Regions from separate parts of the Homo sapiens genome. Here regions 2 and 3 are each linked to region 1. A link is a loop called in an ENCODE intact Hi-C map of the cell type or tissue named here. Cell type or tissue: endothelial cell of umbilical vein. All regions are shown on one strand. Region 1 overlaps FAM13A (family with sequence similarity 13 member A). Region 2 overlaps FAM13A (family with sequence similarity 13 member A). Region 3 overlaps HERC3 (HECT and RLD domain containing E3 ubiquitin protein ligase 3).

Evidence for each region. Hi-C counts contacts between places; a loop is a spot of excess contacts. Peaks named below come from ENCODE experiments on the same cell type or tissue, not always from the same donor. Only the 100,000 strongest peaks of a DNase experiment are listed, where the experiment ranks them.
Region 2: a loop joins it to region 1, with 2.1 times the contacts of the local background. A loop is called at or near these places in 7 of 110 quality-filtered maps.
Region 3: a loop joins it to region 1, with 6 times the contacts of the local background. A loop is called at or near these places in 4 of 110 quality-filtered maps.

What each region holds. Positions count from the first base shown.
Region 1 is chr4:88,790,199-88,792,698 of GRCh38, reverse strand. It overlaps FAM13A (family with sequence similarity 13 member A), which reads left to right. Exons shown (of 24, transcript NM_014883.4): 9 at 2,072-2,113. Among named protein-coding and RNA genes, the nearest start is that of FAM13A-AS1, 82 kb to the right of the region's middle. In endothelial cell of umbilical vein, no CTCF peak of the experiment used is centred here; a DNase peak (open chromatin) is centred at 1,208.
Region 2 is chr4:88,728,363-88,730,862 of GRCh38, reverse strand. It overlaps FAM13A (family with sequence similarity 13 member A), which reads left to right. Exons shown (of 24, transcript NM_014883.4): 24 at 2,204-2,500. The coding sequence ends at 2,330. FAM13A-AS1 (FAM13A antisense RNA 1) reads right to left here. Exons shown (of 5, transcript NR_002806.2): 5 at 760-2,500. Among named protein-coding and RNA genes, the nearest start is that of FAM13A-AS1, 20 kb to the right of the region's middle. In endothelial cell of umbilical vein, no CTCF peak of the experiment used is centred here; a DNase peak (open chromatin) is centred at 1,462.
Region 3 is chr4:88,671,675-88,674,174 of GRCh38, reverse strand. The region is part of intron 16 of HERC3 (HECT and RLD domain containing E3 ubiquitin protein ligase 3); the gene reads right to left. Among named protein-coding and RNA genes, the nearest start is that of NAP1L5, 25 kb to the left of the region's middle. In endothelial cell of umbilical vein, a CTCF peak has its summit at 1,042 (motif pointing left); a DNase peak (open chromatin) is centred at 1,044.

The sequences.
Region 1 (2,500 bases):
CATTCTTTACTCTCTTCTGGGTTTTCCCCGAGTCATTACTCATATGGGTCCCTGCTCTCAAAACCAAGGTTGTGTAACTGTACTGAGAAGTGGAGTATAGGAGTTAATTATATATTGTTGAATTTACAGAGGGTAAGCCACAAAGTAGCAAAAGCAAGGACTGCTTGTTCCAGTTAAAGACAGAAAGCAGAAAGGGTTTTATTGTTGGTTATGTAGCCTGGGAACCACTATGAATAACAGGCATTGTGAGGCAGAGGAGAAATTGTTGTAATTAAAAGCAAAGTAAAATACCTAAGGCCAGGCCTCCATATCCAAAGATGACTGTAGTGAGTAATGGATTGAAAGACAAGCTAGTGGAGTGATTAAGAGCTTAGACTCTGAGCTAAAACCTTTCTTGGTTCAAATCCTAGCTCATTTATTTCTTGGTTCTATGGCTGTGGGTAAGTTATTTAACCTTTCTAACCTCTTCATCTGAAAACAGGGAAAAGAGTAGTACCTCTTCATAGGGTTATTGTAAATAATAAGTGAAAAAAAAACTATGTAAAAGTACTTAGCACAGTGTCTGGAACATAGTAAGTACTCAGTAAGTCTTAGGGTGTTTGTATTTATTTACTTATCTTCTTAATTATTTAATACGAATTTGAATCAGCTTCCCTTTTACCTAATCACATGATTTTACGTGGTTTTTCTGGGTTTGTCTGTGGCCATAACAAAGAGCTACAGCTTTAGCTAAAGAAAATTATCTTGGGCGAAAGAGTAAACATTTTTTGATCACCTCTGGGATAATGAGTACTATGGAAGACATGATGGTGGTGGTAGTGGGAGGGAGTGTGATGAAAGAAAATGAGAAATATTGTACAGTCCCTTGAGGCCTTGAGATTCTACATTGAAAGAGATGAGATATACACTTACATGGGAGAAAAACCTGACAGATGATTCCCAAGCAACATATTCATATGTTGAAAATTATATCGTATAAATTAGAATGTTTGGAGTAATTGAAAGACAACTATCAATATTGGTCCTTAACAACTTTGATTTTCTTTGAATGTCTCTACAAAGAAAGAAAAGAACTATTAGGACTATTAGGTAGAACTATAGTTTGACACGACTAAAGATTGTCTCAAATCTGCTCAATATTTAACCTCTTCTTTTAAAGGATAGGCACTTTTAAATCTTGATTCACAAGCCAACTAAACACTAGAGGGCAGATTGTGAGAATGTAATGTGTTAATACAATTAAAATAGCTGCCAGCCTCAACACTCATTGTGGTTATGTGAACATAAGTGCAGGCATGAGGGGGAAAGTTCTGAAGCATGCTAACCTGATAGTGTTTTGTAATTTTATCATTCTACTTTGTGTTGACCACTTCTCAATACTTTTAAAAGAATTCAGGCTTTAAAAAAATGGGAAAATCATGAAAATTTGTAAGTGCTCAACAAAAACATTGTAAATTAGATGTTAAGCTGACACATTACAGAGCTTGAGATGCTTTCCATCCTGAGAAACTTAGGAAGAAAATGTGGCTTCGAAAAGATGGTTTAGAAATAGTCATATAGAAAACAATATCGGTTCCTTGTTCTCTATCCCTGTCGTCCCCACTGCCCTCTGCCTGTTGAGAGCAGAGTTTTAGAAAGATGTTCTGTTTCCTGGCCTAAGAGGAGAAGGAAGGGAATGGATTTGGGCTGGGAAAAGATAGAAATAGGTGAAGTAGGTGGCAGGAAGGCACATGGCCACAATTAACATTTTAGGAAAATGAAAAGACCTTGAACTAGGGCTGCTGTGGCAATAGGTTGACAGCTAAGAGATGGTTTTCCAAATTTAGTTATAGAATTGTCTGCCTTGGACAACTTTTAAAAGGAGAAAAAGCCACTGTTATAAGCAAGCAGGGCCATCTCCATTTCTAGAAACAAGTGAAAATGAGCATCTTTCATTGGATGGTTAAACATTGTTTTGGGGATCACTTGGGACTGAGCTAATTTCTTTCAGCCTGCGATCCACTTCACATGTTTGGTTCATCATCTCTGATCTTTCATCTAACCTGACTTTCTCTTTGCTTCTTTTCTGCAGTGCTCATGTACCCCAAGTCAGCAATGTGTCTGCAACCGGAGAGTAAGTTATTTGGGTTGGGTTTTTGGGCTTTGGGTTTTTTTTTTTTAATGCCCTGTCCCACTTATTAAACAGAAAAAAAAAGCAACTCTAATGGTGTACAGTATTGGAAAATTCAGATAATAAGCAGCCAGTGACTTTTAAACTATATGGAGGAGAGGACTACATAGGTATTCTTATTTGAGCTTCTATATGTGTATTCCTACAGACAACTCCAACATTGGAAAATATGAGCTTTTTGTTTACTTCATTAAAAATAATGCCAGGATCAATTAATATTAGCAAGTAGTCTAATGTACTTTGGGAGGCATCTTGCAATGGATAATGTAATTAAAGGTTAAACCATTAATCATGTCTTTACTCCCTACTTAGTTCATTTGACTGAACCTA
Region 2 (2,500 bases), 62 kb after region 1:
GCTACTGCACTCTATTCTGGGCAATAGAGTGAGACTTCATTTCTAAATAAAAGGAGCTAGAGAAACAAGGGAAAGAGAGATCTAAGTATTACTGATTTTCAAGCTCATTTCAAAAATGAAGGTGATAATTGCCAAGTTTAAATGAAAAATATGTATGAAAATCAGTAAGTCGGCCAGGCGTGGTGGCTCACGCCTGTAATCCTAGCACTTTGGGAGGTCAAGGAGGGTGGATTACATGAGGTAAGGAGTTCAAGACCAGCCTGACCAACATGGTGAAACCCCATCTCTACTAAAAATACAAAAAATTAGCCGGGTGCAGTAGCACAGGCCTGTAATCCCAGCTACTCGAGGCTGAGGCAAGAGAATCACTTGAACCCGGGAGGCCAAGGTTGCAGTGAGCCGAGATCACGCCACTGCACTGCAGCCTGGGCTACAGAGCAAGACTTCGTCTCAAAAAAAACAAAGAAAAGAAAAGCAGTAAATCTACCTGGTTGATGGGCTGCCTCTCGCCAGTGAATTTTAAGGCACAATTTAGTCTTTCATGTTTACAAGCAACAGCACACAAAAATCTTACCGAAAGTCACAGTAGGAGCCTGAGGAAAGAACCAGGAACAGATTTGCATCTCTTACATTGGAGTTAGGTTTTATCATTTTAAATTGGATTTAACCCAGATTACTGAAGCTATGTAAGTATTGTTTCTCTTGAGTCCTCTTTTATACTTCTTGAAAGTTTGGGGAAATGAAAGCACCATAAAAATTAACTTTGTCATTTAAAATATATTGTATTTCAGTTTAGTTTAACAATTATTGTATGAATTTACTTTTAGGATCTCTGATTTGGATATGTCTCATATATTTTTATACCTAAACACTTGCTTTTCATTTCCCACCCATTGCACAGTATTTAGAAAATATAGGTAAGCAAATTTAAGTAGTAATTCCCAAAACAATAATAACCAAAGACAAGTCAGAATTAATGTTTTGACGTGTATCTTTCCAGTCTTTCATCTAAGCCTATTTTTTGGCTTATCCTTTTTTATATTATTCTAAGTCACATTATGCACAGATATCTTATACATGTAGAATTACGCAAACCACCCAGGTTTTAAGAAAATGTCAATGGAGGACGTTAACTTAATTGTCAAAAAAGTTTAGAACTATGAGGGACTTAGGAGATAAGCTCTGGTTCCATGACTTCGTGTCTGAGGAGAGTGAAGCCCCTCAGAGTGCAGTGGGGGCCTGCGTGCCAGATGCTCCAATTCCTGAGCACCTGTTCCTTGCCCTGCCCTCTGCTGAGAAGCCACTAGAATCCTTTCCTAGAACAAGGCAGGGTATGAATAAGATCAGTTTATTTTTAGGTCATTGAACAAATCAAGCCCCATGCTATCCTCCTTACCCATATTTGCCCTTTAATAATAAAGGCAGGAAGCCTATGGTTGAATGTTTGCCATGTGCAATTTCCCATAAAACACAAAGCAGCAGCGCACCGCGTGGTGGCCAAGAGCAGGCAAGTTATCTGATTTCCTGTGCTGGTTTCATCATGTGTAGTGTGTAGAAAATGGCTGCATCTCATCAAGGTGTTATAAGGGTTCTATCAGATCATGGGTACAAAGTACTTAGCACAGGGCTTGACCTATAAGCTCTCAAATACTTGTGCATATAAATATTATGTATGTAAAGTTACTCAATAATAAAGGCTTATTATAATAGTATTATGTAATCCAGCTGCTGAATTCTAACACAGTTTTATGATAAGTAGGAGTATTAACTATCTGTTTTTGGAAAAAAAAAAAAAAAAAAAAACTAAGTTGTGGACCAGTTGCTAATTAAAAATTTAAAATTTCACGAGATGAAATATATAAGAATGAGAAAACATTAAGTATGAATAAAAGATTTTGGTGTATGAGAGCTCAATGTGAATTCATACTTAGCAGAGAGAATTTCTGCATTTCTTAGCCTTCTTATCATACAGGATGCCAGATTAACTATATAAAAACTCAGTTGCATGTTGCCTTCTGGGTGAAACATTTTCATTACTTGTCTAAATCCAGCCCCAGTCTTGAGACCAAGGGCCACTCGGCAACACTGATTCTACAAGTTGATAAACTGCAAAGTTTCTAAACAATGATAATTTGCCCGATGAATAGTATCTAGCAAAGACAGAAAATGATCCTCAGACCCCTTTTTCCTTTATTTGCATTAGAAATGTCCAGAAGGAAGACCGCACTCCTATGGCTGAAGAATACAGTGAATATAAGCACATAAAGGCGAAACTGAGGCTCCTGGAGGTGCTCATCAGCAAGAGAGACACTGATTCCAAGTCCATGTGAGGGGCATGGCCAAGCACAGGGGGCTGGCAGCTGCGGTGAGAGTTTACTGTCCCCAGAGAAAGTGCAGCTCTGGAAGGCAGCCTTGGGGCTGGCCCTGCAAAGCATGCAGCCCTTCTGCCTCTAGACCATTTGGCATCGGCTCCTGTTTCCATTGCCTGCCTTAGAAACTG
Region 3 (2,500 bases), 120 kb after region 1:
CCTCTAAGCATCCCTCACCTGACCCCTTCCCACACCCCAGAGGTGAAGGAACCCAGATTTGGAAGCGGGCTGATCTTTCTACTGGAGAAGGGGAGGAGTTAAATTGAGGGCAGGGTCACCATTCTCTCTGTTGAGTGGGATGGCTGGGAAGAAATCCAAAACTGCCTCAGTTAGGAGCCACAGCCAAAGCCAGAGAGACACTGCCCAGAGCTGGTGGTCTAGAGAAGTCTCAGGTGAGCCAGCAAGGCAGGCAGGAAGATATGGAAGCCTTACAAAACAGAAGTGCCAACTCTAAGGAAGGCAAAGGATGGAGCGATATTCAGTCAAAAGAAGCCGCGAATCTGTAGCAAAGGTCTGCTTATACATCCACAGACTTTTTGTAAGTCTGTAAGTTTTTGTATTTGATATATAATAATTTAATTTCATTAATTTTTATTCTGTGAATACTGAATATTTTAGAAATTGTACTCACACTGGTATTTCCATATTATACAAAATAAATCTGCATGATTTTGTGCCACTATTGCTATTCATAACCTAGAAGGATGCATACGAACTGATAAGATACATGATTATCTCCTGAGAGGCTACTTGTCTTGGACTATCCATTCCTCAAAAATGAGTATCACAGACTTAAAACTAGTAAAGTACTAGTGGACCATATTTCAAGTCTCCCTGCCTGAAACGGGGCTGCACTGTGACCTAAGCTCATTTTTAAAGTATATGAAATAGAAGCAATGAATAAGTAAATGGGATAGAACAGAAAAATTGGGAATATCATTTTTTTTTAAATACGAAGTCAACATCTCCTAAATGTGGCTGCAAGTGGGGCAGGAGGCACTACACGCACACCTGCAGTGCTGGAGAAGAAATACAGCCTCCTCTGCCTTAGTGCCTGTCTTGTCTCACACGTGCACAATACTCATAACTGGGGACAAAACACTGCCTGGCTGCGTCTCCTTTAACACATACAGCAAGATGTCGAGCTTTATCTAGCTTTTATTTTTTAAGTATTTACACTGTGGCACTGACTTTCCCCACTTGTGCTGCCCTCTAGAGGAGCCCACCACTCATTCACTCTGTGCTATTTGGTTTTTAAGTGCAGATAATGGCAAGTTACTGATTGAAGTAAAGGAACCACTACCACCTCTTCTTTAAAAGGAGTAAAAATCAGCCACTTTAGAATGTTCCTTCTGCACACATGTGTTAGATCCCTTTGCAATTTTTCACTGCTGCTTCTGGGCTAAACACTCTGCAAAGGTAGACACCATATCCATACATGTTTCCACTGTGACTAGCAGGCAGATGGCACACATTAGGTACTCAAGAACTGCTTCGTGAAAAATATTTATTGAGGGCTTATTATATGCTAAGTACTCTGCTAAGCAAGGTCTTTCCATGCTTTCTCCCATTTAATTTCCACAATCTGTTATAATTCTTACTCACAAAAGAGGATGCTGGGCCTATAGAAATTAGGTAACTTGTCTAAGGCCATGGCCATTAGACCAGAGTAAGGAACTGAACCCAGGTCTTTTTGACTGGAGCATGTGCTCAATAATATACTACACAGCCTCAGCTATTAACAAGCTAAAAATGCCAACACACATCAAAAAAATCCATCTATTATTTAAAAGTAGTTAAACAAAAATAACATATGAAATAGCTTTAGTATTTTAAATTAAACTTCAAAATATCAAGACATTTAAAATTCAATTTCTAATAGCATTGTACCTCATACAATAAAAAAAATTCCACAAAAATCACAAAAGGCCATATACTAATTTCATGTAATTTTCCATATTTCTTTAATAACTATTATAGTTATTGAAGAGATGAGCATCTGTTATTCAAGATCTGATAAGATATTTATCAAATGTTAAAAGAAAGGAAGTTTAAAATATTGTAAAAGTTACTTAAATATCTCTACTCAGAGACTACTGTCATAATAATCTAGATTTTAACATGAGCAACTTCTTTTTCAGAGTAAAAAAGAATTACAATTTGTTAGACTTATTTTATTCAGCATCAAGTCACAGAAAGGGTAGATTAGAAATCAGAAGAATTGACTTTTACTGCTACTAATGAAATTAGTGGAAAAATTGTTTAACTTCCATTTCCTCATCTAGAAACAAAGCAGTTGGACTAAATAATTCATCAGGCTTATTTTTCTGCTCATAATGTTATTATTCAGTGAATAATTATTCATAAATTGATAAAACAGAAGGGCTTATTTTTTAATAATTCCTAAATTTGAAAGTGAAAACAGAGTTCATTACTAGCCTCCATGTTAAATTTCCCAAGTCAGCCCATTTAGAACACTCTAACTCATTTATATTAAAAAGTATTTTCCTGGCCAGGCACAGTGGCTTACCCCTGTAATCCCAGCACTTTGGGAGGCCGAGGCTGGTGAATCACTTGAGCTCATGAGTTCAAGGCCAGCTTGGGAAACATCACAAAACCCCATCTCTACAAAAAATACAAAAATTAGCCAGGCATGATG